Linked DNA regions of Mus musculus: region 1 is linked to region 2. Evidence: chromatin loops called from intact Hi-C (ENCODE). Cell type or tissue: left cerebral cortex. All regions are shown on one strand. Links, peaks and the distances in the headings refer to the core of each region. The heading gives the core; the rest is flanking DNA.

Evidence for each region. A loop is a pair of places that touch in the nucleus more often than their neighbours do. Peaks named below come from ENCODE experiments on the same cell type or tissue, not always from the same donor. Only the 100,000 strongest peaks of a DNase experiment are listed, where the experiment ranks them.
Region 1: a loop joins it to region 2, with 2.7 times the contacts of the local background. A loop is called at or near these places in 2 of 42 quality-filtered maps.

The regions. Positions count from the first base shown.
Region 1 is chr9:33,815,981-33,831,528 of GRCm38, forward strand. No RefSeq gene overlaps it. Among named protein-coding and RNA genes, the nearest start is that of Gm25439, 94 kb to the right of the region's middle. In left cerebral cortex, for the core only: no CTCF peak of the experiment used is centred there; DNase peaks (open chromatin) are centred at 6,796 and 10,353; H3K27ac peaks cover 72 bases.
Region 2 is chr9:34,404,116-34,419,663 of GRCm38, forward strand. No RefSeq gene overlaps it. Among named protein-coding and RNA genes, the nearest start is that of Kirrel3, 77 kb to the right of the region's middle. In left cerebral cortex, for the core only: no CTCF peak of the experiment used is centred there; DNase peaks (open chromatin) are centred at 7,856, 8,525 and 8,760; H3K27ac peaks cover 1,617 bases.

The sequences.
Region 1 (15,548 bases), core at 2,979-10,978, 590 kb before region 2:
TTGTATTTATGTTTTAAGGAATATAAACACACACACATCTGTGCATGTACACACATATGTTGGTCTGCATGCGTGGACATATGTTAGAACAATAAAAAGAAGACATAAATTTGAAAGAGAGCAGGAGGGCTTGGACAGAGAAAGGGGAAGTGAAATGATGTCATATAATGTAATCTAAAATTTAAAACTTACTTTTAATAAAATCATTGGAACAGAGAGGGAAGGATAAAAATTGTATAGAGTACTTGTGTACAATGTTCTCAAAAAATCATTTAAAAATAAATTTAAATAATGAAATGAGGCTGAGGAGGGAGATGGATTAATGGGTAAAGAAAAAAAAATTCTGTTGGAAATGTAAACATCCGACCTACAGGTCGGCATGGGAGACCTCAGACATAATTTCAGTGTTCCCACAGTGATGCAAGAACCAGAGACAGGAGGATTTCTGGAATCTTATAAAACAGATAGTGTGACATATACACTATGGCAAATACCAAAGAGATCTTGTCTTAAAAAAGATAGGATGCAAAGACTGACCCCTTTGGTTGTCTTTACCACATGTGTGCCTGCATACACACACACACACACACACACACACACACACACACACACACACGCACACACACATGCACATGTGGGCATACACACACACATGCACATGTGTACATACACACACACACAAACACACACACATACGCATGCACATGTGGGCATACACACACACATGCACATGCACATATGTACATACACACACACATGCACATGTGGGCATACACACACATGCACATATTTACATACACACACACACTATACAAGAACTCACTATACATGAGAAGACGTTTGTATTGTAAAACCACCCTGGGAAGAATTTTACATGTGAGCCTCAATTTCTCTCTAAAATGGAACTGCAGTGGGAGGTCAGTTAGACAGTCCACAGAGCTTGAATATTTTTCTTTGCAGTTTGCTGCTCACATTTAAGATCTCAATAATCTTACCTTGTCCCTGAACTCTTTGGATTTCTTCCACAGGAAAAGGAAAAAGTGGTACCATCTTATAGCTATCTGGGGTTTTAATGAACTAAAGCTCTACCATTTTTGTTGCCTATGATACAAGAAAGCATTATTTGCCATCATTATTGTAACTATTAATAGCATATTTGGAAACACACACACACTACTCATGATCACACTGAGTAGTTTTGAACAGTGATTTGGGGTTTGATTGGCATGGAGAGAGAACAAGGCATGACTTGAAATAAAAGACACACTTGAACGCTAAGCCACCACTGCAGGGACTCAGATGGTGTCAGCAGGGAAACTGAACAGTATTTAATTGCAATAACATCAAGGACCTTTGATGGTCGACTAGGAGAGTACAGTTAATATGGCAGACATCCAGGTACCTCTGGTGCATTCTCACCGAAAACTACTGTTGTTAGACATCTAGAAGTTTGCAAAATGATTCGTGCAAAATTACACTTGTGGTTTTCATTTTCTTCTCAATTTCCAATGAAATTAGGAATGTTTTTATGTATAGATTTTATATATAGATTGTCAGTATCTTTATAACTTGTCATAGTTGTTTGCTTATGGTAAGGCCCAATAAGCATTTACAAATTATTTCATTTCATTATTTTATGTGTATTGTTATTTTCTTTATTTATTAGGTATCTTCTTCATTTACATTTCCAGTGCTATCCCAAAAGTCCCCCATACCCCCCATGCCCACCTCCCCACTCCCCTACCCACCCCTATTGTTATTTTCTCTGCCTGGATATATGTGTGCAATATGTGTTTGGAGACAGCGGAGGCCAGAAGAGGCCATTAGATCCCCTGAAACTGGAATTACAGATGTTTGTGAGCCACTGTGTGGATGTCAGGAATCAAACCTGGGTCCTCTGGAAGAACAGTGAGCACTTTTAATTACTAAGTCACCTTTCTACACATACTCACTATTAATAAGCAGCTATTGACTAACTTAGTAAGTATATGAGTCCTAGATTTGTTCCTAATCCACAACATCAAAAGCCCTTCTATTTGTCACATGCAGAAACACTGTCTATACTCCTTAAGCCAATGTGTCAGAGAGAGACTCTCAGACCCAGTGCTATAACAAGGGCCTACAGGTGAAGCTATGGTAAAGAGAATTCAGCCATTCATATGGAAGTCATCATAAATCATCATGCGACAGAAGTTCTCACTGAAGTTGTAGTAATCAGCCCTCCTTTTTTTTTTTTTTTTTTTTCTGGTTCAAGAGTCATAGGATGTTCACACTGATTGAGGTTTGAACCTAGTGGTTCTAGAGTCCCAATTTCATGTTCAGAAAAAAAAATCTTAAAAATTAGAGGCAATCTGAAAACTAAAATTTGGCTAAATGCTAAACAATCAGTTAGAGGTGTAACCTGACACTGTTGATTTCTAATATTTAGAAAATGGAGGAATGTTCTATTTCTCCTACCAGCCCAGAATGGAATGCTCACAGGAAGGTAACCTGAAAGTCAGTACTGAGGCAGCATTCTGCTCAAACGGAAAGCCTCAAACAGCCTCATATTCCCATCAAGTGTGCATTTAAGGCTTAAAATTATACTGACGATTTCAGATCAGCTAATGCTTCTCTAAACATTTTACTTAATGATCTACTTGTCTCTTGCCTCTCTTCTTCCATTTCTTCTTTGCTACAAGTTTAATTAACCGACTGGGGAGAACCCAGTGCATTAGAAGGGAGCTTTAAATATGGGAATATATCAGCCTATACAAAACCTTCCCCAAATGAAATTTCATAGTGTAGCTTATTTGAATGATTTTAAATTATTTGAGGACATTTGCAAAACTAATCATCGTATTTCATATTGAATTATCATTTTAAAATTTGTTTATATATATATATATATAGTGTGTGTGTGTGTGTGTGTGTGCATGCATGTGCGTGTGGGTGCACGCATGTGCATACATGTGAGCAGTGAGTGTGTGTGTGTCTGCAGTGGCCAGAAGAGTGTGGAGGACTCCCTGAAGCTACAGTTAGAGCGAGTTGAGAACCCTGATGTAAATGCTGGCAACCAGACTCTGGTCCTCTGCTGGAACAGAAAATGGTCTTGGCCACTGAGTTATCTTTACCACCTCCAAATTGAATTATTTTTAAAAGAATTTTATTTTGTTCTGACATATGCTTTCCTCTGTATAAGAACATAAGTTAATCAGTGTGCGATTTCATTCTAATTCACCTTGTGCCACAGCAAAAACGATGCATTTTCTCTTGGGATGACCGCCTGTGGTCTAGGGAACCTTAAGTCTTTTTCAAGAGGGAAGGGATTGCTTCATAACCACCATTACTTCAAGGTCAGCAGTTGGTGAATGTTATATAAGGTTTTCCATTGCCTCCACCTATCAATTTAATGGTCTACAGAGTAGGTGATCAATAAATATTTAATAAATGCCCAGTAACCACAATGTCAACCTCATCTGGAAGATCTTAAAGGCCAAAAGGAGATGTAGGAGTGAGAAAAGTTTAGACACGCAAGATGTGGAAGTCTGCTTTACTGGTTATGTCACTGTATATAATCACCACGTCCTTCCTGGGACTCACACCTGAACATCTGCAGACTAGGTGGCCAAAAAGAGAGGCAGTAAGGCAGAATGTGGCATATGAAGTTGATGCAGTTGATGGGATGGCTCAGCAAGTAAGAACACTCATTGCACAACCTTAATGACCCGCTTTCAATCCCTGAATCCCACAGTGGGAGAGAACTCTTAAACATCCTCTGAATTCCACACATACTCTGTGTCATGTAGGTGTCTATGCGCATGCACACACACATACACACACACACACACACACACACACACATACACACACAAACACATACACACACAAACACACACACACACACCATGCTCATGCCCACACACAATGATGATAATCATAATAATAGCAACAACAATAATAATAATACATTAAATTCATAGAAAAGGATTAAGAGATGTGCCTGACTAGGGGAGGTGGTTTGGTATGCTGATCAAATGCTGAGAAGACAGACCTCATGGGTGGGTACCTAAAACTTCTATGGAGGTTCATTTGAAGAGATGTGCTTTGTGATTTGCTGGGATTCAGATTAATTTAATTGAAGTAAATATTTGTCTTCTCTGAACAAATTTACTTTTCTGTTCATGTTGCCTTCCTGGAACCTTGTGAGGAACAATTTTCTTCTAACTGAAACATTCCATTAGGAGGAAATTTCATTAATATGTGGAAAGTAAGCAACTCAGAAGTCTCAGGAAGTCCTTGAAACTTACAAGATTCACATGATCATTCCCTTTTTCAAGGTTATTCAAGCAGTAAGTATTGCTGAAAAGAAGAAATTCTCCAATTTGAGGAACTTCCACCCAATCATGCTGACAGTGCTAGTGTTCTTAAACTCATGTTCACTGATGAACTTCACTAACTTGAAGTCCTCCCTGCTCCTATAAGCAACTGCTACCTTACACACTTGTATCTAATCCCAGCAAACTCATTAGTTCACCAAAATGAGCTTTGTGGTTATCAAAACCTTGGCTTATTGCTAGTTCTCAATCTGCAGTAAGTAGACATTTGCTTATATCCTTTCAGGCATACATCACACAACAAGACCCTGGAAACTAGACTGAAGAGTTCTCATTTAATCCCCATACGATCAATCTAAACATGAACTGAATTCATAGAGCATCTTCACCCACCATAGGGTCCGCAAAATATTTTCTCAGTTTCTATTCGTTGACACATAATAGTCACATGTCAGGATGTGAGGGCAATAAACTCAGGTAGATTATGGCACTTCATTTTAAACTCAGAGTTCTTTATAATCAAATTCTCTAGCATTCTATCCCCCAGTTGGTTCATAGTTTCTGTGACCTTAGAACCATAAATCCTGGTAAAGCAAATATACCACTCGGAATATAATTTCACTGCTGATAGGGCTTGGTCTCTTACTAGGTAACCAGAATCAATGGACTACACACATAACACATCCATTGTACGCCCAACATTCAGAAGCTCATGAATAAGGATGACTTTAACTAATAAAATATGCTTGTGATATATTTTTATTAATTTGATTAGAATTAGTTTCAGATATATTTTCAAATAAGGGTAATAGAATATTTTTAATTCTAGATACCACCTTCAAATTAAGATTTCTATATTATACCCTAGGAAATGACCACAGAATTCACAATCAGATGAAATAAGACACCAAGAATGGTTGAAAAACCCTTAAGAGTAGATGAATAAATTATTTAAGGAAGATAAAACCAACATTCTGAAAGAATAGCAAGAGCTCAGGAGAGGAGAATCCAAGCAGGAAGGGACCTCACTGCTATTCCAGTGTGGTGAGCCTCCTTTGAGTTGTTTACTTTCACCTCTGAGGGAGTGTGGCCATGCCAGGCCCATGCCAATCATCATCAAGGGCTTGATGAAGTGCAAGGCAACAAAGATGAAAACTGTAAGAGCAACAGCCACCTACTTCTATGTCCAACAACTAAATAAGCCCTAGTTCTGTAGATTTACTTATCTGGAGAGTTACTTGTCATGGCTAAAATTCTCACAGTCATATGGGATATAAATGAAAACAATACAAAGCCTCCATAAGTCTATTTCTCATCAAAAAATATTTACATCTGAATATACACAAAATGAGCTGTGATATATATAAAAAGAACACATGAATCTATATAGCTATGCCATTTACATTTATAGACCCTATACAAAACAGGTATTTTAATCATTTTACACACAAAGAAAGAAAGGCTCCAGAATGATGTCTGATTTCAAGAACTCTGAAAAAGCCATCAGTATTATCAATCACACCCAGGCTACATGTCCTATTCTATGAAAAGAAGGAAGAGTAGATAAATTTCATAGTTAAACACAGAGGTATGCCTAGTAGAAATTTTGAAATGTAGAATTTTGTAAGGAAATTTTCTTTTGGTCTTTGTGCAAGACAGGGTGAATTCAAAGGGAATTCGTCATACCTTCATCTCATCTTCTCACCCCCCACAGGAAGCAACTTGTTCTGGAATGTGCTCCCTCCAAACCCACAAAGTACCTCCTCACCAAATCTCAAAAGTACTGGACTAAGTAACTATGGATTGAACCCTCTAATACTGAAAGCCAAGATAAACCTTTCCTCTTGATTAGAGTCAGGGGATGCTCTCATTTTTATGTGTGTAATCAAGGCATAGTCAGAATTATCCACAAGAATTGCATTGACCGTATACTTAAGTGATGGTGGGACTACTATGTACAAGGACTTATCCAATGATATGGAATATACATGACCTTCTATAGTGTCTGACAGTTGACAAATAATCATTACTATCTGACTGTGACTATTTGTATTACTGTTCATGATATAGGAAAGGTGGCTCATATAGTAACACTAAAGAAAATGTGTGAGGTACTCTGGGATGGAGGACAAAAAAAATCTTTTCAACTTGTAGATTTAGTGAGGATGACATGGAGAAAAAGTGGACACTAATTCGTACTAAGTTTCATGAGGACATGAAGACAACACACTGCAATTCGTGTGATAAGAATAGACTCCATTTCAGATTGAAAAGTGGCACAGCTTAAAAAAAAATAGAGACTGACTTTTCAAAAAAAAAAATTGAGGCAGCGTAGAGGATCTAGGAGATGAGAGAAATTGACACATTTATGGATGCTCTGTGACACAGCCTGTATTTAGCCCCTCTGCTGCCTTGTGCCAGTTGATTAAGGCTGGGAACATTTTCCCAAGTTGTGTGAGAGAAGTACAGCTGTCGTGTTCAGGAACTTGAGCGAGGAACGTATGCTTCCTGCCAAGCTTTCACTGGGTAAAAGCTCAAGGCTTCACAAAACAGAACGATTTTAAAAATGATTGGAAAGATTCATTCGCACTGACAGATGGAAAGTATCAGAGATTAAGGAAGTGTATCTGTGTATGCATGCACATATGTGTAAATGTGTGTGAGTTCACCCACACTCCCACACATGCATTTGCGAAGGGAGCTGTCAATAAGACTCATAAATTCAATTAAGCAGGTTGGGCTTCTCTGTTACCAATGTGTTTTCTCACAAACCAATTTCCTCTAATGAATAATAATTACGGCTATTTTCTTACCATCTTATATGTTTCAGGACAAGGATTTCCCATGGTTTTGGCAAACATAGTGTAAGGTTTGCAGAGCCTGTGTCAAATATTTATTTGCATCTGTGTGTGCATGCAGGAGCAAACACACATACATTCACACACACACACACACACACACACACACACATGCTACATGTGATTTGTCTCCATGGAGACAAGAAGAGTGATGGATTTTTTGGAGCAGGAGCTGGAAGCTGCCTGACATAGGTACTAAAACCTAACTCAAAGCCAGGCATGGTGGTTAACGCCTTTAATCCCAACACCCGGGAGGCAAAGGCAGGCTGATTTCTGAGTTCGAGGCCAGCCTGATCTAGAAAGTGAGTTCCAGGACAGCCAGGGCTATACAGAGAAACCCTGTCTCGAAAAAAAATTAATAAAAAAAAAAAAAGCCTAACTCAATCCCTCTGCAAGAACAGCAAGTACTCTTAACTACTGAGCCAGTTTTTTGTTTTAAATATTTCACACACACACACACACACACACACACACACACACAAAACACACACACACACACACACACACCAATTTGCCCTTCTCCCATTATAAACTCATAAAATGGAACACATTAAACCAAGGAAGGTGGAACTAGTTGGTGGTTCAAAATGATAGTCATGAATTTCCCATTTAAGTACAATAAACATGTTTTTTTTCTTTGTTTTGCTAGTCTTTGGATATTTTAATCTCACCTCCTATAGTGGGATGATTGGAACAGTCAAGGCAACTACAGCAACAGTCAAGCTGCTCTATGCTTGCCTGAATGCTGACCAATAGTCGAACATACCCCTGCACTCTTGTCTGTTTGCACAGGTAGAAGCAGCCAATATAGAGTTACAGGTCTGACATGACTACTATGATTGAGGACCCTTCCAAGGGAAAGGACTCACCTTATTGAAAATTTGGAACTAAGTCAGAGAACAGAATATTAGTGTTCCTGAAGTCAGAAACTGGAAGTACATGTGTGATCTTATCATCAATCACACTGGAATAAATTTTCTGGCAACCTGGTAGATGCTAGAGCATCAGTGACTGCATGTCAATGACAAGAGATGCAGTAGCTATTATCAGTCTAATAAAACTGTAAAGAGCTGCAATCAGACATGTTGGTGTTTATAGGCACCATCCTCTTGCCTATGAAGCAAAGCATAGCACCTGCATAGATGGGATTAGAACTGTCACTTTGGCTTCTCAAAAAGCTAATGAGAAGGAGAATACATTTATATGGCCTATGAAGAAGAGATATTTCAGATTCTAAAACTTGGACTTGATCCCACAATCCTAGGGAGAAAATATAGACATGAAAATCAAAGTGATTTATTGCTGTCAATGGAAGGTAAAATCCTCTATCTCTCTCAGCTCTGCAGCTGAAAGTTCCAGAGAGATTAGAAATAGCCAAACACAAGTTGACTGAGAGTTGCTAAAACTTAACCCATCAGTCCTCTGTGTGTGTGTGTGTGTACATATATATGCATGTATACACATATATGAGAGAGATAAAGGATAGAGATATGTAATTCAAGAAAGTGGTACATGAGAGGGGCCATAAAAAGAAGTGAAGGGAAAACAATATAATTAAATTTTATTTTATTTTTTGTAACTATATTTTAATTTGAAATAAATTTAAAGAGGCTCAACTTTCATTCTGTCCCTTTAAGAGGAGAGAAACCCAGTTCCTCTTGAATATAATTATTTGAAATATTTACAGTTCTTTTAAATATAACAATCAAGTATAGGGGCTATAGATACAGCAGTGAATAAGAGAATTTCTTTTGCACACACAAGAATGTGAGTTCAAATCCCCTCTTACCCATGTAAAAACTAGACACAGTTCTATGTGCCCAAAGGACAGCGTTTAGTGGGCATTTAGTGGGCATGACTCTTTATATATAAAGTGGTCATTGTGGATCAGTACATAGAATTTATCATTTTCATATGATCACCTGACTCATCGCAACTAGAAAAAATAAAATTAAGGTACCTTCTCAAGAAGTCACAGAAATATAGAAAACAATGAAGAAACCAAAGGAATTAACATCTCTCCAACACCCCTTGCTCTCTCTCAAATTCGTCAATCCTTTTTCTTTGTTTTACACTCACACACAAATGCATACATACACATGTACATGCACACACTTTTAAGTACATAAATGCAGCCTATTCCGTTCTTATACTGTTATCTATATACATATTATCTGAGGGCTGAATACTTAAGTATTAATCCATTGGAGATCCTTCCATGAAGAGGGCCTTCTTCTAATACCAGTATTCCCCACTCTCCCATAGTGATTTGTCTAGTGGTGAGGTCCTGTGAGATTTCCTCCTTCTGTGTTAGCACGTCGCTCATGTCATCACTCTAGCCTTGTTTAGGCAACTGTGACAATGAGCTTTCCTTAATATAGCCTTTTTGACATTTATAAGGGATATAACTTTTAGGAAACTTCCTATTCATCTGGCTCTATGATTCTTTCTGTTCCTTTTATGAAATGATCCCTGGTTCAGGACTTGTGTTAGATTTGTATCAATTGAGAACAAGTAACACATGCTTTCTTGCTTTCTGTATTTTGATCCGTTTTAGTTTTGTGCAATGATATATTTTTGTTGGAAAAGGTAGGTTCTTTGATGAGGTTAAGAAGTACACTTGTCTGTGGGTATAAAGATAAATATTTAGAATGTAAATTCATCTTCATTGCACATGTAAGAAATAGTTAACGAGCTGGATTCCTCTGACTAAACATTTCTGCTTCACAAAATATATCAAGATAGAAGACAAGTTTTAAACCAGCGAGAACATTTGCCCAAGACCCAGCTCATAGAGGAAAGTCCTCCAAAGTATACAGAGAAATTTCAAAATTCAACAATAAGAAGCCAAATAATCTAATTTTCAAATGGGCAAAAGACCTTCATAGGAATGGACACTTCAACAAAGAATATAATCATAGGATAAATAAACATGCAGAAGTTGCTTAACAGTCCATAAAGAAATAAATTTAAAATGTAAAGAACAAATGGTATTATATTCTCATTTATTTATAATTGAAACAATTCACCCCATGGGGTAAAAGAAGTTCCTACAACTTACTAGGCCAAGAAAAGCCAGAATGCTTTGAGATTCCTACGACTCCCTTCCAATATTATATAAGTAGCAGCAGTTGCTTAGGAGAAAGGATTCTCCCGCCAGCTGAGCAGTCTGCAAGAAGCACATGGTGTGCGAGGGTTGCTGCTTTCATGATTCCATGTGAAAGGCTGGATTTCCAAGTGATGTGGCTGTGTTGGGTCATCAAGGTCCTGCAAGAACAATATACACTTCGGTTCACTAGACTAGATTTGGTACAATAGTTTAATTGTTCTGTTGCTATTGTTGCTATGGTATTTATTCATGTGCCCCAGAATGTCAGACAACAGTGAGATAATGCTCTAAACCTTTTTAAATAGTCAAATTTCAGACACTGACAACACCAAGAATGTGGAATTAATAAATTCAAATAAACTCACAGCTGAGAAGAACACAAAATGGCTCAGTCACTTTGGAGCATAGTTGGACATTTTTGATAATTTCTCACAATATAAAAATACACTTAGTGTATGCTCCAGCAATTGTATTCTCTAGAATCCATTCACACAAAGAGCATGTCTACACAAAATCCCGTACCTGGATGGAAACAGTGGTTTTGTTCATAACTGCTGAAACTAAGATGCAACTAAGGTGAAATTCTATACAGGAATAGATAAGTAAAGAGGTAATCTAGACTCTGGGCTCTTATCCAGTGCTATAAAGAAATGAACTGTCATTTATGGAGGAAACTTTACCTATTACCAAGCAAAAGTAGCCTTTCTAGAAGGACTATGAGCTCCGACTGCATGTTTTCAATTATAAGGCATTGTAAGGACTGATGGTAGAAAGACAAGTGCTGTCAAGTATTAGTATGGATGACTAAATGGCTTTTTAAGAGGGATGACTAAGGCAAGCACAGAGACTTCCTGAACCAGTGAGACTATGAGTATTACAGTGGTAGGTGCATGCCATATTCCCTTAGATGTGCAGCACCAAGAGTGTTCCCTAATGCAGACTGTAGACTTTGATAATGTACACATAGGCATGGGTTAGATAATTGCTACAAATATAGTCACTATATAGCAGCACATGAGGCTAATGATGGCTAATAAGTGAATGACAAGGGGGAATATGTGACAATCTCTGCTTTTCTGAGCAAACTGTTTCTGAAAATTTCCACTAAAAACAATTGAAGTACCCTTGCTTACATGTGAGGTGAATGCTCTTCAACAAACACATTATAGAAGAGACAGGGATATAAGATGGAGAGAAAAGGTCAGAAAAAATATTTGAGGAAATACCGGTTAAAACTATGGACATTTCATGAAACACATTAACCTACACATCCAAGAAGCTAAAAATTCTCCCACAGGATAATTGCAAAGAGATTCACACCCACTCACACAAAATGATGAGAGCCAAGGAGAAAAAAGAACATCTTGTAGGCTGTAAGAGAGAAGTGACTCATTATACACAAGTGACTCCAACAAGAGTAACAGCTAACTTCTCATACACAAAGAGAAAGATTTTAAAAAAAAACGAAGAAAGAAAAACACAACACTGAACACATAAACCTTTCAACAAAGAACTTTATATTTGGAAAAACTATGTTCCTTGAAAAGAAAAGACAATCAGCATAGAATGGAGGTTCAGAAATTAAAAATGAAACTATCATATGATTAGCCCAAACTTGCCATATGATATCTATCCAAAGGAAGTGCAATCTGTGTTAAGATACATTTGCACTTCCATGTTTATGGCAGTGGTCTTCACAAGAACTACAAAATGAAAACAACCAATATGTCCCTAAGTGGATGAATGAATAAAGAATGTCTGCTATTTATATACAAAGAAATACTGCACAACCTTTAAAACGATAAAATCCTGTTATTGGTGACAGTATGACTCAGTCAAGAAATCATTTTAATTAATGAACTAAGACAAGCACAGAAAGGCAACACCATGTAATCTCATTAAACATGGAACTGAAACAAGTTGGTGGCTTAACTATGGTTATACAAGGTAAGGAAAAGCTCAGACAGGGGAAGGCTGGTAAGTATGTAGTATATTATGGACAGGAGAGATATTACTACTGTCCTAATGTGCTGTGAATACTGAAAATATCTAGTGTGTGTGTGTGTGTGTGTGTGTGTGTGTGTGTGTGTGTGTGTGTGTTACTGGACATTGAAATTATATTGAAGTCATGTGCATCCTGGACAGTGTCTCTATCTTAGATATGTGTCAGTCCCATGTGGATATTGACTATTTCCACCTAAAAGGTGTGATAAATGTCTGGAAGGCAGATATACTTACCCTCACATAAACATTGTATATGTGAATTTAAGCATCATTTAGGACTCCCACACATAAGCATAATTGTTATAGATTGGTTGGAAATTTAAAAATAAATACACTCTCAGATAAAAGTAAGATAAGCCACTGAGGACAGAACACCTTACTTGTTTTATGAAATGAAGTTCTTAAACATTGTAATGAATTATGTGGGATTGTAATTCAAATGCACAGGATAAGACAGAAAGGCCCAGTGAATGCAACTGTGCAGAGAATTAGTCAAGATAACAAAGCAGCTCATTTTTTTTTCTTCTAAACTTTGAGTGATTTACGAAGTTGTATAATGTATTGTTCTAGGTTGTTTGCCTTCTGTAAGGTACTCAGAAACAATGTTCTCAAAAGCAAGTGTTTTGTTCCCAAATCTAAGGAGGGGCATAGTGTCCACACTTCAGTCTTCATTCTCCTTGAGTTTCATGTGTTTAGCAAATTATATCTTATATCTTGGGTATCCTAGGTTTGGGGCTAATATCCACTTATCAGTGAATACATATTGTGTGAGTTTCTTTGTGAATGTGTTACCTCACTCAGGATGATGCCCTCCAGGTCCATCCATTTGGCTAGGAATTTCATAAATTCATTCTTTTTAATAGCTGAGTAGTACTCCATTGTGTAGATGTACCACATTTTCTGTATCCATTCCTCTGTTGAGGGGCATCTAGGTTCTTTCCAGCTTCTGGCTATTATAAATAAGGCTGCTATGAACATAGTGGAGCATGTGTCCTTCTTACCTGTTGGGGCATCTTCTGGATATATGCCCAGGAGAGGTATTGCTGGATCCTCCGGTAGTACTATGTCCAGTTTTCTGAGGAACCGCCAGACTGATTTCCAGAGTGGTTGTACAAGCCTGCACTCCCACCAACAATGGAAGGAGTTACAGAGACGGAAATGATGGACCATGTAGAGACTGCCATAGCCAGGGATCCACCCCATAATCAGCATCCAAACGCTGACACCATTGCATACACTAGCAAGATTTTATTGAAAGGACGCAGATGTACCTGTCTCTTGTGAGACTATGCCGGGGCCCAGCAAACACAGAAGTGGATGCTCACAGTCAGCTAATGGATGGATCATAGGGCTCCCAATGGAGGAGCTAGAGAAAGTAGCCAAGGAGCTAAAGGGATCTGCAACCCTATAGGTGGAACAACATTATGAGCTAACCAGTACCCCGGAGCTCTTGACTCTAGCTGCATATATATCAAAAGATGGCCTAGTCGGCCATCACTGGAAAGAGAGGCCCATTGGACTTGCAAACTTTATATGCCCCAGTACAGGGGAATACCAGGGCCAAAAAGGGGGAGTGGGTGGGCAGGGGAGTGGGGGTGGGTGGATATGGGGGACTTTTGGTATAGCATTGGAAATGTAAATGAGTTAAATACCTAATAAAAAATGGAAAAAAAAAAAAAAGCAAGTGTTAAGTATTCAAGGAAGAGGCTGGGCAGTGGTGGCTCATGCCTTTAATCCCAGCACTTGGGAGGCAGAGGCAGGTGGATCTCTGAATTCCAGGCCAGCCTGGTCTACAGAGTGAGTTCCAGGACAGCCAGAGCTATACAGAGAAACCCTGTCTCGAAAAAACAACAACAACAACAACAAAAAAACAAAAACAAAAAAAAACAAACAAAAAACAAAAACAAACAAACAAAAAACCCAAACAAAACAACAAAAAAGTATTCAAGGAAGAAATGAGGACAGGTGGAGCATGTAAGAGCTCATATCATAAGCTGTATGAATTTATAGTTGTCCTCTTTGCTTAAAGTTGCTTCTAAAAAGACAAATGACATCATGAATTTCTGCCTCTCACATATAAACAATACATATATAACAATAATAGAATAAAAGGGGGAGGACAATATATAAAAGTATCCTCATCGTAAATCACTGGGACCAAATATGAACTGAAATCCACTGAAGCAATTTAAGATACATTCTGTATAGATGGAGGAATCCTTGGGAAAATAACCCTGAAATAACAGTAGAATTATCAAAGGAGTTAGTGCATTAAATGTAAAATATGTAAGATAAAAAGAGTAAAACGGACATGAACCCACAGGAAATAGTATGTACAGTGGCAACTGTAAATCAATATCATACTTCAACAATTAGGCAAAACATGAAAATCATCAGGGTGGTAATTTTAAAAACAAGCATTTTGGGACTCAACAATACAGAGAGAAAACAGAGAATGAACAAAATAGATACAAACAACAATCAGAAATGAAGAAATTGACAGATGAGGTGACTACCATTACATTACTTAAGTTATAAAATAAAACCTTTTAGACATAAAGTGGACATTTTTGTGATAAAAGAATCTATCAGCATTGTTAATGTTTACAGAGTATTTAAAAATACCCTAAGGTAAAGGGAAAATAAGAATATCAAAATTAAAGACAGAACCAGAAACTATTAATTGAAGAATTAATGCCCCGGTTTCAAAATAATAATCATTTTGGATCACAAAAATGGTCATAACACAAACATGAGAATGAAAAAAAGAACACTGTAAAAAAAAAAAAAAAAAAACCCAGACACCTGTGCCCTATTCCTCTTCATAGTAGCAGAACACCCTTTCTTTTACAGTACAAATGGAACAAGATCTGCTTATACCATATGTTAGACAAGAAAAACCAAGCATTTCTAATTAAAAAAAGAAATGCAATCACAGAAAGCATTTTTTCTGATTATAATTTAATGGATTAAATTAGAAAGCAGCAATTTATATCTGGGAGATAATGTAGTTGTATGGAAATCAAACACCATTTCTCTGAATAACCAATGAACTAAAAAAGATAAAACAAATAAAGTTTAAAAATAGCTTAAGATAAAGAAAACACACAACAAATCATGCACTTAAAACCGTGTGCTCACTTGCCAGGTGTGATAGAGTGCACTTTAATGACTGCACTGGGGATGCAGAAAGAAGCTGATATTTTGTGAGTTTGAGGTCAGCTTGGTCTAGATTGTGATTTCCAGGTCAGCAAGGGCTGC
Region 2 (15,548 bases), core at 3,755-11,754:
AGATCCCTGGATATGGCAGTCTCAAGCTGAGACTCTTTAATACAGTTTAAACTCATGTGGTGGTGACCCCCAACAATAAAATTATTTCATTGCTACTTCATAACTGTAATTTTGTGACTGTTATGGATCATAATGTAAATATCTGTGTTTCTGATGGTTTCAGGTGACCCCCAAAGGTTCATGACTCACAGGCTGAGAACTACCTGCTGAATAGCAAAAGGGTAAATAATTCAAGTTTCGGCGAGCTCTAAGCTCCTGTGATAGACAAAGTTAGACATCTGCTATGTGTGAAACTCCTGTCAACATTCCACCCACAGTGATCTTATTGTAGCCCTACAAAGCTAAATACAGGTCAGGAGACAAGGACTTGGAGGCAGGGGCTGGGGAAATACCTCAGTGAGCGATATAGTAGCTGTATAAGGATGAGGACCTAAGTGCTGACCTCCATGTGAAAGTCCAGGCACAGGAACACATACCTAACTAAAATCCCAGTTCTGTGGAGGTAGAGCCAGGAAGACTTTGTGCAGCTTGGTGAGAATCTGTGAGAGAATTTGTCACAAAACAGTAAGTTGGAGAGTGATGGAGTAAGACATGTGACATTGACCTCTGACAGCCCCACTTACACAAATGCATTTTCATGCACATTCCCAAACACACACACTCTCACACACACACGCATGTGTGTGTGTGTGTGTGTGTGTGTGTGTGTGTGTGTGTATTTGCAAAAAGCTAAATAAAAGCATACATACCTAAGTGGTGCATCACAAACTTAAGATACCGGTGCCCTAGATGCTAGAGGGGTTGAAGGCAAGCAAGCTTATTATAGTGTGGGATAAAGAAAGAGGAACATTGGCCTGGACTGTGACTAATGGGAAAGGATGCAGAAAGAATGTAGAAAAATGAATAGCAGAATTAAGGGGAGTAACAAGAATAAACACCACAGCTTTACAGGGAAGGAAGAACAGGGCTAGGGGCAGGCAGTCTCAGGATACACACAGACACCTCAAATAGCGCAGAATAACCTTCAGCAGACGATCAACGCCATGATAGTGGCACCTTGGAACGTAGAAACTAGATCTCTGGGTCCCCCTGCCCCTGTGCTACAGGGGATGGACAGGGGACAGAACCCATTCAGAGACTTACTACCCACGGCTGTGCGCCTGTTCTGTTGTGGCAAATATTTATTTAAATCAACACTAGAGGGGGTTGGCTGCTGGTGTGTGAACTCAAAGGTGTCTGGGGATTGGTAAGTCCCAGTGCTGTGTATTCCACAGGTGACTCATGCCTGTGTTTGCTGACAGCTATGTTTCTTTTGTCCTGAAGATAGCCAGTAGAATCAACCTGAAGTCTTGGTGTGTGAAGATGCCCTACCCTCATTCCAGGCATCCCAGTTTCAAAGTACAATAGCATAGGAGTCCCTCCGGATTTCCCAGGGAGAGAATACAGTTATTTACTTATTGGATTTATTAAAAATGCACCCATTACCTGAATGCCTTTAGGCAACAGCACAAAAATATACTTTTGAAAAAATGAGAATTCAATTAAGCAGAGATGCATAGCCACCTCCAGCAAGTAGGCCAGCAAAGAAGTCCCCTCAGAATGGATGGGAGCCCAAACAAAAGATGTCCTGGCCTGCACATCAGAGCACCAGGCTCTCCTAAGCCAAGAAGAGAGGAGCTGGGGAGTTTGAACTGCAACCACCTGGTTCTGTTCTGTTCCAGTCCAGCCCAGACTTCCAAAAGTGGCTCTCAGATTGGACATTGAGTCTATGATGATGATAGGAAATAGGGCAGGGTCTCAGGTAGCAGAGACAGAAACATCCAAGTAGGGACTTTTGAGATACTTTTAATTAGCTGTCGTGTGTGCTATTTTGACTTCGTGCTCAGCTACAATCTGTAACGGTTTTATGAGTCGGCTGAGCCTGTTTCCTGCAAAAATCTTATGAGACAGGCAGTGATTTTTCTAAAACTCAAATCTCATGATGTCACTCCCTACTAAGAATATCCATCGTTCTCTATTGCTTTAGAATGCAGAGCCCCCACCCCCTTGTGAAATCTTGAGGTCAGTCCCTTGGCTATTTCTCCTTGTATCCCTCAACTCATCCCTGCTCAATCACATACAACAATCTGCAGGTCCTCAAACTATGATGACCTAATCCTAGTCTTCCAAAGATGTCTTATGTTTAGGTATCTGAAGTACCATTCAACATAAGGCCTGCTGCCGCTGGGAAACTACTGTAGATCACCAAGTCACAGAGACCTCTCATCCCAGTAGACTTCTCTGCTCTTCCATTCAGAGACAAGTGAGAGTTTCCAAATGCTTAAGAACCCAACCACACTCTATTACAACCCTGTGCTGACATGTCTGTCTCTTTGACCAAATGTATGGACTCAAAACAGAGCCCTGTAACAAAAATGCCAGAGCAAAGTCATAACACAGGCTCCTTGAGGTCCAGCTCTTCCACAAAATGGAGCTTGTAATCAGACCTGTCCTGTTAATTTTATTTAAAGATTTGAGAGGTACAATAAGATCATACATGGAAACATCCCAGCTCACTAACTCCTGCCAGGTCCCTGACCATTGTTAATTGAACTAAGGGAAAATGACATGACAGATTTACTTGACATTTTATAAGGAAAAGCCTAAGACCAAAAACAAAGTCACTTGCTCAGGGTTACCCTTTAGGAAAGAAATGGCTAGCCCCATGATCCTCTAACCTTCAGTGCCTTCGAGAGTTCTGGAGATGAGAGACCTCACTCTCTAGTTGATCTCTATTCAGATCACCCAGGGCAAAGTGACTTCCTTTACAGAAAAATCAGACTTCTGGGTCCTTCTGGCTTTCTCGGTCTTGATCTCCTATGGAAGTGATTCCCAGATAAAGTCAAAAGATAGAGACAGTTTTTGTTTGGGAAGCAAAATGGTATGTTGAAGTAAACAACAGACAGGAAGTTTTTAACAGCATAGTAACAAGGTGCTGTCCAGCCAGTTTTCTGACTCCCTCCCCGCCCCCGCCCCCAACCCTGGTTAAAGCTTTGGGGATAAATCATCTTGCTAGCTCATCTGTCTCTAGACGTCTGTGCCACATGAGAAATCAACAATCGCACCCTAGAGTAAATGCGGTGGTGAGTTGCCAGCTCTTCAGGAGCACACAGCTTTCCTTCTTGGCCTGTACTTTAATGTGATCTTGGTGCACTGCTGCTGTATCACTGGGTGAATGAGGTGAGAGTGCTGAGATCAGTTGTAGAGAGAAAGCACTCATGTCAAACAAAGTTGGTCCAAGCTTCCTCAGCCTCCCTTGCACACTTGGGAAGAAAGAGGCAGTCCTACATCAAAGCCTGTGGTTTCTCAACACCCTGATCAGATGTCAGCCTTGCTGCCCACGAGCTCTAGCCAGGCCCTTGTCCTAGAGTAGCAAGCCCAGCAGAGAACAGAGATTCTCCACCAGTGCCGCTGCAAGAAACAGACTTTAGCTGCCAGCCAATGATGCTACTAAGAGACCACTCTCCAGTGGGGATAGCAGCTGTGCTTGCATTAACTGTCTAGGGTAACCTGCCTTCCTCTGAGGCTCCAGCACACACTCAGCCCCAGAGCTCAGCTCAGAGAAGGCTTTGCTTTCAAGGAAAGAAGCGATGTTTACCATGGATCATGCTACTGGGAAACTGAGACTTGCTTGGCTCTGCTGCAGCTGTGGGCATGACTGCCATAAACTCCTGAGCAGATTGGTAAATAACCCTCCCTGCTTAGCACACAGAAAGAATCAGAAAACAACCATAACAATGCCATCTCCACCACAGTCTACCCAGGAACCCAGGAGAAAGCCCCAGGGACCAATTCATCAGAACCCGGGCTCCAATGATACTCAGTGGGCTTCATCCCCATCACTCTTACCATCCATAAAATGGAGCACCTAACTCGAGAACTTGCTGTGGAAAGCATATAGATCAACAAACAGTATCTGTTACCCAGTAAGCTGTGCACATGCTTCTGCTGATAGTTTCATCCTGTCAACCTCATGAACATGTGTGGGGTGTGAACATGTTTGGGGCACCTACAAAATGCCCGGAACTACCAGGTCACCAACCATCCCAAGTGGCTGAAAAATTGCTTCCTTCTCACCCTGGAGGAGCATTTATCTTTTGGGGCAGAATCCTCAAGTGTATGGGGACTTTCTCCTCCATAGCATAGAAAATTGCCCTAGATCGGGTACAGACAGCTATCTCTCAAATCCCCGCCTTCCAATGTGCGAGGCCAGAAATTCGGTGACTACTTCTGCCTGAAAAAGGAGGTGATGGGTCCTCCTTGCAGCCTCTGAGATTCTTGGTGTCAAAGCTGGCTCCTAAGACTGAGAGACTTTCCCTTTTTATTTCTGCCCTATTATGTCCCCTGAGAAGCTGTTTCTAGCCAGGCTCATTTGCTCACATAGCCATTCCAGTCCAAGTCAACCCCCAAACCAGACTTTCATCAAAGTTATCCTTGTCTGGGATGAAAGTACACTGAGAGCATAATCCCATCACCTCCCTCGCCCTCCCCAGATTGGTACCCCATAAGACCTTGCTGCCAAGTGGAAAATAAGAGTCTGTCTCCCTCTGTCTTCCTCTGGCCGCCTTTCATCAGATTCATGAACATTCATTCAGCATCCTCCAGGAAAAGACTCCGGAGTGGAGGGTGCAGCATGGCCGTGGCAAAGTCCAGGCTCCTCCAGGGAATGGGTCCTAATCACTCGTCATTCAGCAGATATTGAGTACATAGTGTTTGCCTGGCACCGGGGGTAAAAAGAATAATAGGAAGTATCTCTTCATCCAACAAGCTCGTGATCCTGCAGGGAGACAAATGTAGATAGCTTACAATACAGTTGGATGAGCTTGATAATAGAAATATGCAGCCGGTGGCTCCTCACTGTGGGTAATTTGTTTAAAATGTTATTCCACTGCTGACAACCTTTTCATCCTCAACAATTGCCACTTCATCTTCTCATCTATTCTCAGGCAATTCCATGGTTATTCCAGGATGATCAGTTCCCTCACCTGCTGTGCCCTTCCTCTTGTTCTTTGTCCTATTACAAACTCCTATTCATCCCTCAAAACCCTTTCATGCATTCCTAGTCTCCACTGCTTTTTCTGGTTTTCATATCTCTACTTTTACACATACTGTTCTATACTTGAGAATGTATTTCTTGCTGCAGTGTGGTGGTATGCATCTTTAATCCTAGCACTAAGGAAGCAAAGGCAGGACAATCTCTATGAGTTCCAGGCCAGCCTTGTCTACACAGTGAGTTCATGCTAGCCAAAGCTACATAGGCCTTGTCTCAAAAACAGACAAACAAAAGTGAATGGATTGTTTATGGTTCGTTATAGTGTCTTTTTAACCTGAAACATTCATTGAATTGAACTATGTGTAAAGACACACTAGCAAAAGTGTGCTGGTGTGCACCTGTAACCCTAACATTGGAGAGATGGAAGAAGGGGGATAAGAAACTGCAGGCCAGTTTAGACTATACAGGAACAATCTGGTGGTGCTGGTGCTGATGGTGTTGCTGGTGCTGCTGGTGCTGCTGGTGCTGCTGGTGCTGCTGGTGCTGCTGGTGCTGCTGGTGCTGCTGGTGCTGGTGATGCTGGTGGTAGTGTTGGAGGTGGAGGTGATTTTTTAAAGACAGCTGTAGGCCCCAGAGATAGATCCTCCATTCAGAGCGTCTACCACTTTTATAGGGGACCAGATTTCATTTCCCAGCCTCCGTGTCTGGGGGCTCACAACTCCAGGTGCAGGGGATTCTGATGCTATCTTCTGGCCTGAGAGTTCCTTTCATGGACATGCACAAACCCATAGGAAGACACACAAAATTAAAACCCAACCCAAACTCCTTTTAAAAACTATGAAAAAGAAAACGTGGTATTATGACCACCGAGCACTGTTCTGACCATTTCTGTGGGGCAGGCAGCATCTGTGCAAAGTGCTCCACACCCGTTTCTCAGGCTTTCATTTAAACAGCATGGAAGACACGAAGTGTCACGGATGGCTTGTCTAGGAAGTGACACCTGTCCCAAGATTTCATTCAGTGAATTAATACTTTCCCTAGACTGTATGGATGTCTGTCTCTGCCTGCCTCTTTAAACACACAGGCATGCACACACGCGCGCGCACACACACACACACACACACACACACACACATACACACACACACTCACACTCATAAACCATCACAGAACCCCACTGACAATTTGTAGTCCTTGGTAGTCTGATGTAGAAGCTCTCTTATGAATCATCACAGTTACCCCCCATGTCCACAAAAGCATTTCGATCTAGCGTGACTGTTGACGTGCTTGTGTCTTTTCTTAGGCTGTGAATTCCATCAAGTCAGGAATGTTTCACTCATGTTTTTCTTTTGTTCCAAGTCACTATCATGGCACCTATAGAACAGCAAGTATTTGATGAACACATATGATAATTGAAGGAAGGAAACAAAGAAAGGAGAAAGGGATGGAGAAAGAGAGAAGAGAAAAGAAAGATGGAGACCAGGGGTAGGGTGAAGAGATGCTAGAAGCAAGGGAAGAGAGAAGAAAAGCAGAGAAGAAAGCTATTATGTGTTCTAAGCCAGGTAGGTAATTTAGATAGCATATCTTCCTCATAAAACCTAAATGTTCTTTAGCCAGGCAAAAGAAGTACAGCTAGATCAGGGAGACTTAACCTTCTACTTGCTGTGTATCCAGCACCCTGGCTTCATGGCCTGTTGTTGAATGCTTTGTACACACAACTGTCTGCAACTAGTCACACTGGCCTCCTGTGCTCTGTTTTATCAAATAGCTTCAGACAGGACCCACAGAAACTCTGGAAACATTGATTTAATCAGATCTCTCATCTCAGCTTTCTGCCATGTACCCTACTAGGGACATGGTCTCTGTCCTCTCTGAGCTAGTGCCTATAAAACAGGCGACAGCAGCTCCATCTTCATGCATCCTACAACTCAACTCATTACATCCTCAGTCTATGTGCCCAAGCCAACAAAGCTCTAAATTAGGATCAAGGAAAGGGAAAGGCCAAACCCCAGAAATTGAGTTGGCTTATGACTTTGGCCTGAAAATTGGAGTGAATGAGGTTGGGGTGTGCAGAGAGTAAACAGAAAAATGTGTCCGCATCTTTTGCTGAATTGTATTTAATGACCATTTTATCTATGGCAAGAACCCTTTCTAGAAAAAAAAAAAAAGGTCTCGAGATGTATAGGAAGCTACCTAGAGTGTGAAACCTAGCAACCTCTACTCCCTCCCGATGCTAACTTGCTACCTTACTAAAAGACCCCATGGCAGGAGGGAGTGGCTCTATGACAAAACGCATCCTTCTTCTGAAACTCAAAAGAAGTGATGGATAGTGCTCAGTGTTCCCCGAGTAGGAGGGTACCAGCAGCAGGCCTTGGGAAAGCCTGTGTTCCCTCTGACATATACAGTGTAGTGGGTAGATCACTCTCTTCCTTCTCAGCTTCTCAGTGAGATAATTACCTAGGTCATTCCACTCACCAAAGGGCCCCACTGCCTTCTAGCTGGGAGACTTGCTAAACCTGAAGTGCAGGTCACAGTAGCCTAAGAGGAAACTCTGCTCCCTCTCTTTTGGTGAAAAAAGCCAGCACTCTTCCCACTCACAGCTCACTGCTCCCTTCTCCTCTCACTCTGTGACTTCTGTCACACCTGTGGCCATGAGGCCCCAGGAGAATATCTGCCTGTCACATCTTACATTGATGCCCTAAGTGTTCCCACCCACTAGGACTCCTTAGCCAGCAGGAAAGCGATTAGAACCTGTAATTTCTCATAGCGGTTAGCAGGTGACAGGCTCCCATAGCATGGCATCCATATGGCGTCACCCCTTCTGTTGAGCACAATTTTAGGGCAAGATTCATACCGCTTTTCTCTGTGCTCAAAATAGATGCCCAAAATTGGGATAGAATTTACATAAGTTGGCTGAAGAGACTGTGTTCAATTAAAAAGCTTTTGTTGCCAAGGAATTTTTTTTAGTTGATACATATGCTCCTTTATTGCAGTCCTCCAAGGAGGAGTGATTCTCTCTCTTTCTCTCTCTCTCTCTCTCTCTCTCTCTCACACACACACACACACACACACACACACACACACACACATCTACCTGCTCTGCAAGTTGAGTTAGCAGCCAGGAAGCCTCCTCCTCATATCCCACATGGAATTAACTGGAAGCTAAGGTGTCTGTCCTCTTGCCTAGCCTTGAAGTCGTGAAGTTTATCCTGAGTCTGTTCCTAGCCCAGCCCTGGAGAAGATGGACCGTCCCACTTTGCAATCAGCGTGAATTCAATGCAGTGTGTTTCTACTTGCCCAGATGCAAAAGCATGCATACAAAAACTACAAAATGTGTTGGGGGAAAATATTTGGGAAACAGAAAAATATAAAGGAAGGGAAAATTCATTGGTAATTTTACCGTTCCCAAAACTTTTAACATTTCTGAGTGCTTCTTCCCAGCCTTTGCTAAAGCTATGCATATTCACACAAATTTGGGATTGCAACATATAAACGCTTTCCATCTTGGCATTTCTGTTTAGCATTATATCATAACTCCCTGAGCATTTTTTTCTATATCAAGTACATTGCAGGAACATCATTTTTAATGACTGTACTATAAGGTATCTAACCCATACTCCACTTGAGATAGTCATTTGTTATTTTAGAATTTGTTGCTCTTTTTAGATAGATGTTGCTGCAATTAGCATTCTCCACTCTTCAACACGCCTCAGTGACTTCTTTAGGATCATTTTGCATGGGTTGTGAGTTGAGGTGCGTATTCCATAGACAAGCTGCCCTGAGATCTTCACAAGCTTTGGGAATGACTTATCTTATGATTAATGCATGCACTTTTTTATACAATGCCTGTTTAGCATCAGAAATGAAATCAGCGTTAAGGAACATAATTTGGTGGTGGAGTATTTTCCCAGGAAAAGTTAAACAACCCTGGCTCAGGCATCTGCTGTTTGTGGCTGCTTAGCATCCACCCGCCTTCTCTTCTTTGTGCGAGTCTACACCTGTTCTCTCTCCCTGGTTTAAGTAGGGGCTCATGACCTTTCAACAAAGGAGTAGCCAATCAGAGTCGTGACAAAGGCTCGGCTTTGAATTTGTGTCAGTATTTCTAAGAAAGGGAGCTCTCTTTCCTCTGAATATCTGAGCAAGTGGGATACAAACCGAGGGATGCTGAACACCACTTCTGCCCTCCATTGCAAAAAGCAACCTACCTAAGAATTGGAATCATGGTGGTGAGAAAACAGGCCTGAGAGACAAGTTTGGGTGAGTTCATTGCAACATTTACAAACTCTGATCTGTGTAGACTTGAGGCTAGCAAATATACACCACTCCCCCTTAGGTTTGCTGTTGTCTGGCCTGAAGAGTCCACTGACATCATGTCACTTCAAGGCTAAGAGTCTGAACAAAGGGCCTCAAAACCTGTGTCCCCCGCAAGCAAGTATACAAGTGTGTATAGACAAACTAAACTGTTGCATACTACATCCTGCTAGTAAATTCTGTGCTGAAATCTATAGGTCCTGACTTTGAGGCACTTAGATCCCAGAAGGGAAAGGGGAAAAAACACACAACACTGTGAGACACAACATGGGAGCTAAGAACTAATAGAATGTTGGTCCCATCTGCCTTTTTGAAAAGGAACAGGACTAGCTTCACTAGTGGGGGGACTTAATTTGAACTTAACTCCACAGTGGAGTTAGAGGTTGAAGGATAGCTTGCCAGCCACACAGCCTGAGCCAAAGGGCAGAAGCTGAGAGCATTTTGGCAGGTCAGGGTGAGTACAGAGAGTCCCATGAAATGTGTCAACAAGACTAATGGAGGAGAAGCCAACTGTAACCTGTGGAACTATAATTATGCGGTTCTTGTTGTCCTGAATCACATCTTGCAAAGCTGCATCCAGCAACCATCTCACCTCCTGAAGTAAAAGCTTCCTGAGGTTGGACACAAGCTCCGTACTTCAAGCTTTTAGCATTTTACCCTGTCTCCTTTGGTTGTTTTCAAATACTTTAATTGACCAATCTCACCTTGAGGCTAATTGCAGTGTTGGACTGAACAGGACCTAACAGTCACTGAGAAACAACTTCTTTACCTGGCATTGGCACCTTAACTTTGGAAACAGGACAGTCAAGCATGCCACACCAATAGTTTGAAACCACTAAATGGCTCCCCAGCTCTCATTATCGGCCACCTTTTGTTTCCCCGGAAGACATTGCTTACCCACCTTGCAAGACTGGATGTGTACCTGTTGCCAAATTTTCAGTCCCCAGAACAAGCTACCACCCCTTGACCCAGCCTTCTCCTGACCTTATTAGATATCCCTACTGCAGCTAAAATAAACTCTCAGTGCAAAGCTGGGTTCTCTGGGTAGGATTCTCTGGCTCAGCATTCCCCAGCTAGTCCTGATCAACAGAACCATCCAGGAAATATACAAACTACTGGGTCATTCTCCCAGAAATCCTGATTTAACAGATGTGGAGCCTGCCGCAGAAATCCGTGTTAAAGCAAACACCTGAAGTCATAGTTTGAGTCAACAGTTATCCTGGCTGGAGTGTGTTAATTACCCACAATCATAAGCAACCATTTCCCACGAGGAACAATAACTCCATCAAGCAGAAAGACCACCATCAAGGGAATTGAGTATCTTAGACATGAATACTTGCCAGCTGGGTGACTTTGAACAAATTATATAACCTCCTTGAAGTCATACTTCTGCCTTTGTGAAATGAGGGAGACATTGCTTGCCTCTTTCCCTCTGAGGAATCCAATTAGATGGTGCGTGTAAAAGAGTATCTACTGGAGGAATGTTCAGTGTGCCATCTTGGCTGCAAGCAAAAGCCATGCAATAATGTGCTCAGTGGAGGGATTGGCCTTGTGACACTTGCCAGAAATTTGTAAATATTAGCACCACACACCCCCCTCTACTATAGCATGCCTCTCCTGCCTTGTGCCAATATACCAAAGCTGGAAGGTCACTTTAATAAACAGCAATTAGCATTTATCAAATGCTTACTCTACATGATTCAGGATTAATTATTCAGACCCATTAATTTAATCCTCATAACAACTCTCCAGACTCAGTATTATTTGTTTTGCCATTTTGTGGGGTGGGGTGGGGTGGAGGGGCAGGGGACTGAGATACAGGAAAAGCATAAATAAATTAACCCAATCAAGATGTAAAGGAGGTTTGGTTAAATAACCAAAAATGGGTCTCAGTTAGCTTTGTACCTCAAAGTTTGTCAACAGCCCACAAGACACCCCATGGCTATTCGAAGTCCCTATAGTAATAATAGGTCATCGAAGGCCTCCAGCTGTTTATTTCTTTACCTTGGAAGAATGCAACAGTTTCCTATTGGCCATCTCATTGTGGCTATTGCCTTCCATGAACTTCTGCCTTATCCTGTATATCTCTTCATGGTTACTATAGAAATTAAAGCCAGGTGCCATAATAGCAGACATTTCATCTCTGAGGCCTCAAGTTAAAAGCTCTCAGTGAACTGCCTAATCTTTACCCATTCATGTATTTTAGAATAAGCCCAGTTGTATTCAAAAAAGCACACATTAGGTACCTTGGTCAGGTCTACACCTGATTATTACACATCTGTGTTACCTCCCCAGCCCCTAAAGAGACTGGAGCTTGCTTTGTAACTCCAATGTCACCCTTTCCATGAGTAAAGAGAGCCTAGGCCAATGAGGTGGATTCGCCCCAAGTCCAAAGCAAATAAATGGCAGAGCCCTCTCAGATCCTACACAGTAGAGTGACACTCAAGTCAGAGCTCTTTGAAGCCACCATGAGGGACACCATAGCAACCCCAAAAACATGACAAGAAGGAGAGTGTGAAGAGATCCAGGGACAGGGAGTCTTCTCCAATCAGACCCCTTTCTGCTCAAAGACCTGCCCAGCACCCGGCAGTGGCCCTGCTCATAGCCCACCATGCCCATCACCATTGCTCAACACAGCCACTGAAAAGTCTACGTACACGAGAGAGGCCAGACTGTAAGTGCAATTGTGGTGTTTTAATGGGAGGCAGCCCAGAGGAATGCTAAAGACAGCTGCTTTCTCTTTGGCCTGGGAAGGAAGAAAGGGGGAGAAGAAGCACACAAAAACCATGCCTCCTGGTCTGTACTCAGGTTGCTGCCTCGGAGTGCCTCGGAGCTCTGAAGAACTTTTAATAGAAATCTGCAGAATGAAATGGGCTACAGCTGTTTGCCTTGATAAATATATTTTATGCTACATGCCTCAGCCGCCATCTGTTTGCTGATACGAGCACTTCTTCGTGGCAACTAAGGAGAAGTCGTGAAAAGGCATGGCGGGAGAGAGCTTAAGAGCAGGTAGAGGGCTCTGGAGGGCAGGGCCCTGGATTGTGTGCAGGCTGAAAGGGGCCAGCCAGAGGACAAAGAAGATGCAGGCGGGTGCAGAATAGGGAGGCTCACTGCACAAGTCAGATAACCCGCCTGCCTAGGAAACCCTGCACACCTCTCCTCAAGTTTTTTGGGGTTTGTGGTATTTTGTTGGTGGTGGTTTGGTTTGGTTTGTTTAGGTTTGGTTTGTTTTGGGTCTTGTTTTTGTTTGTTTGTTTGTTTGTTTGTTTTTGTATGCTTAGACAACCACTCCGCTTCAGGCTTTCTCTGGCCTCTACAGTTTAAGACAAAGTAAGGATCCAGATTGCATTGGTGTCCACACCCCAGCCAGCACTGTCCAGCAAGCATGCCCCAGGGCCTAACCAGAAGAAGATGCCCACTTACTTTAGTCCAGGCTGCTTCCCTACACTGGTCACAGTGTTTGCTCACTCATCGTCAACTCCTTTGATGTGGCCTGAGTGCACAATGGACACGGAGATGCTCTGTGGCTGGTAGACCTACAGGCAATGAGACTTAGCCTTGGGCCAAAGCAATTATCTTCAGTGCCTAAGAGTTGTTGCTGAACAATGTGGTCATGGAACTTCCCAACCTTACCAGTTAGAGAAGTAGTCTTCACTTGCTTAAGGTGGATATAGCTGGGGAAGATGTACCCATTGTTATGGAGTGGATGCCCAATAGGAACATGCATTAGAAATTGGTCCCTACTGTGATAGTTTTGAGAAGTAGTAAAACCCTTAAGAGGTGGGCTCTACTTGGTGACAAGCAGGTTGATGGGAAAACCCTTTCCAAACAGAATGATAGAGATGTCAGAAAATCAAAGTTTCTGTGATGGTCAATCATTAACGACAATGAAAAAGGTGGATGTGGCCCCAAATTCTCCATATTTCCTGTTATTTTCCCACAACACCATCAGCCATGTTATGATGGGACCAGAAGACCCTCACCATAACTAAGCATACACCAGAATCATGCTCTTGACTCTAGACCTATGAACCAAGCCATTTTGCTTCAGAAAGTGTCTAACCACTGGCATTGCATTATTATAACAATAGAAAATAGAATAAGACCCTCATTCCAAGAAGCTACAATAATTTTGTGAATGGAAACATCAACCATCATACCAAGAAAATACTGTTTGCCACAGAAGCCAGCCTCCTCAGGGAATGGCTCAGGTACTCAAAGACTTCTGCTGATTCCAGAGTCTGTGTGAATTAATCTTGCTGCCTTCCCCAGGGAAAAATGTGAGAGACTTGTGTGATTCACCAATGTCCTGAATGGACCCTATTTTCTGACATCCCATGGGCATAGCTCCATCCTTTCGCCTCCTACCTTCATCTCTCCTACCATGTCACTTTGAAAACGCATCCTTCCTGGAAATGCATAAAGCAGGACAGATCCCAGAAAGCACTGCATGGGAGAAAAGGAATCTGCACTGCCCGCCCCCCACCCCCCCCCCCCCCCCGCCCAAGAGCTGTTGCATCCATGGGAAAGGAGACTGTAGCTGTGACTGGTCCTTTTGGCATCACAAGGGCTGCCTTTATTCCAGCACCTCCTTCCACATCCTAATTGAACTGTGAGCCTCCACAATGGCTGGGTAGGCAGAGTTACAATAAGGGGAGTCAGAAAGAAGCACACCTTCCCAATACTCTTGGCCAAGATGAGAAAATGAACACCGTGAACACACCAAGGCCTAAGAACAGCTATGGGGCTAAAATAACCACATGCTTCGAAGGACTAATGAGTCAGAAGCAAACTGACCAAGCACCTGCTGCTCAGTGCCACCTCCTCCCAAGGATGCCAGTTGGGTGACGGCTGGTGCCATACTTCGAGATGCTCTGACAGAAGGCACTGAATCATTGAGTTCCGAGGATTGTCCAAGGAACCAAGTGCTTTTGAGCAGCATCAGAACTGCTGGCTGCCACTCAGAGCAGAGCATGCCGCCGGCTCCGCTGGAGCCCCAGCCCTGGAATTAAGTAAGTGTTTCCATGGCACTTGATGCTTTACAATTATCCTTCCTAGCACAAGTGCCCCCAGTAGAAGTGGCAGGACAACCGTAAATGTGTCTGTTTTCCCTTCTGCTTGCTATCGTTTGAGGCAGATGCCCTGGGTCCCCATACACCTTGAGAGCCTAGAGTCTCTCCCTATTGAAAAGGTCCACACTCCCCCTTTCTGTCACTCTCCCATCCACATTTCCAGGCCCGTTCAGCAACAAACTCCATCTGTTCATCCACTTATTCACTCAGCAAACACGTGTTGAGCACTGACTGTGTGCATTACTTTTGGCACCAAGATATAGCAGAGACAAAAACGGAAACAAAGATCTCCCTCCTCATGGGACTGGAGTGAGGCAAGGAGTTAGATAAGCAGACAAATATTTAATGCTATAAATAAAAGCGGAGCTGAATGACTGGCAGGGAGTAAATAGTGAATGTGATTATAGATCTAGAAGACAGAAGGTCTTACCTGAACATGAGTCTGAGTGGAATGAATTGTCATGTTGGCCATGCAAAGGCCCTGAGGTGGGATCATAGTGCATGTGGAGAAACAGCAAGTCCAACTGGGACCAGCAAGAACCAGGGAGGGAGAGTGTTGCTATGGCAACATGCAATCAGAAGGCAGACTGGTCCCTCTTCCTGAACACCTGCAATAGACATGTGTCAGGTGGCTCATTTGACCTTGTTCAGCAGCTGCTCTGTAGTGTCCCCATCAGATGTGCTTGTGGATTGTCATCCCAAGCTCTTGGAGGCTCTCAGATTTTCTTCCAATGTGTGTGGCTCCTGAGCCCGTGGTCCGCCACTCATCCTTATGCCCTATCATCCTAGTTGATTTCCATTGTCTCCTTGAAGCCAAGTATGAGGCTGATCCTTCCCTCATCCACACTATGGTCTGGTAAACCATCCATGTCCTCAGAAATTCTTGCTTTATCTTCAGCTGATGGCCCAGAGATCAGGTCAGTCTTACTTGGTGATCTGTCTTTGAGGAAGGAATATATTTATTCCACACACATTGGTCTAGTCATTTAGCATTCTCTAAATTTTTCTCTGTCTGTCTGTCTGCTGTGTCAGTCAGATGGTCTGTCTGTCTGTCTGTCTGTCTGTCTGTCTCTCTTTGCTGGGAACAGTATACTATGATATGGATGGCATCTGGGACCCTGAGAAGCAGGAGA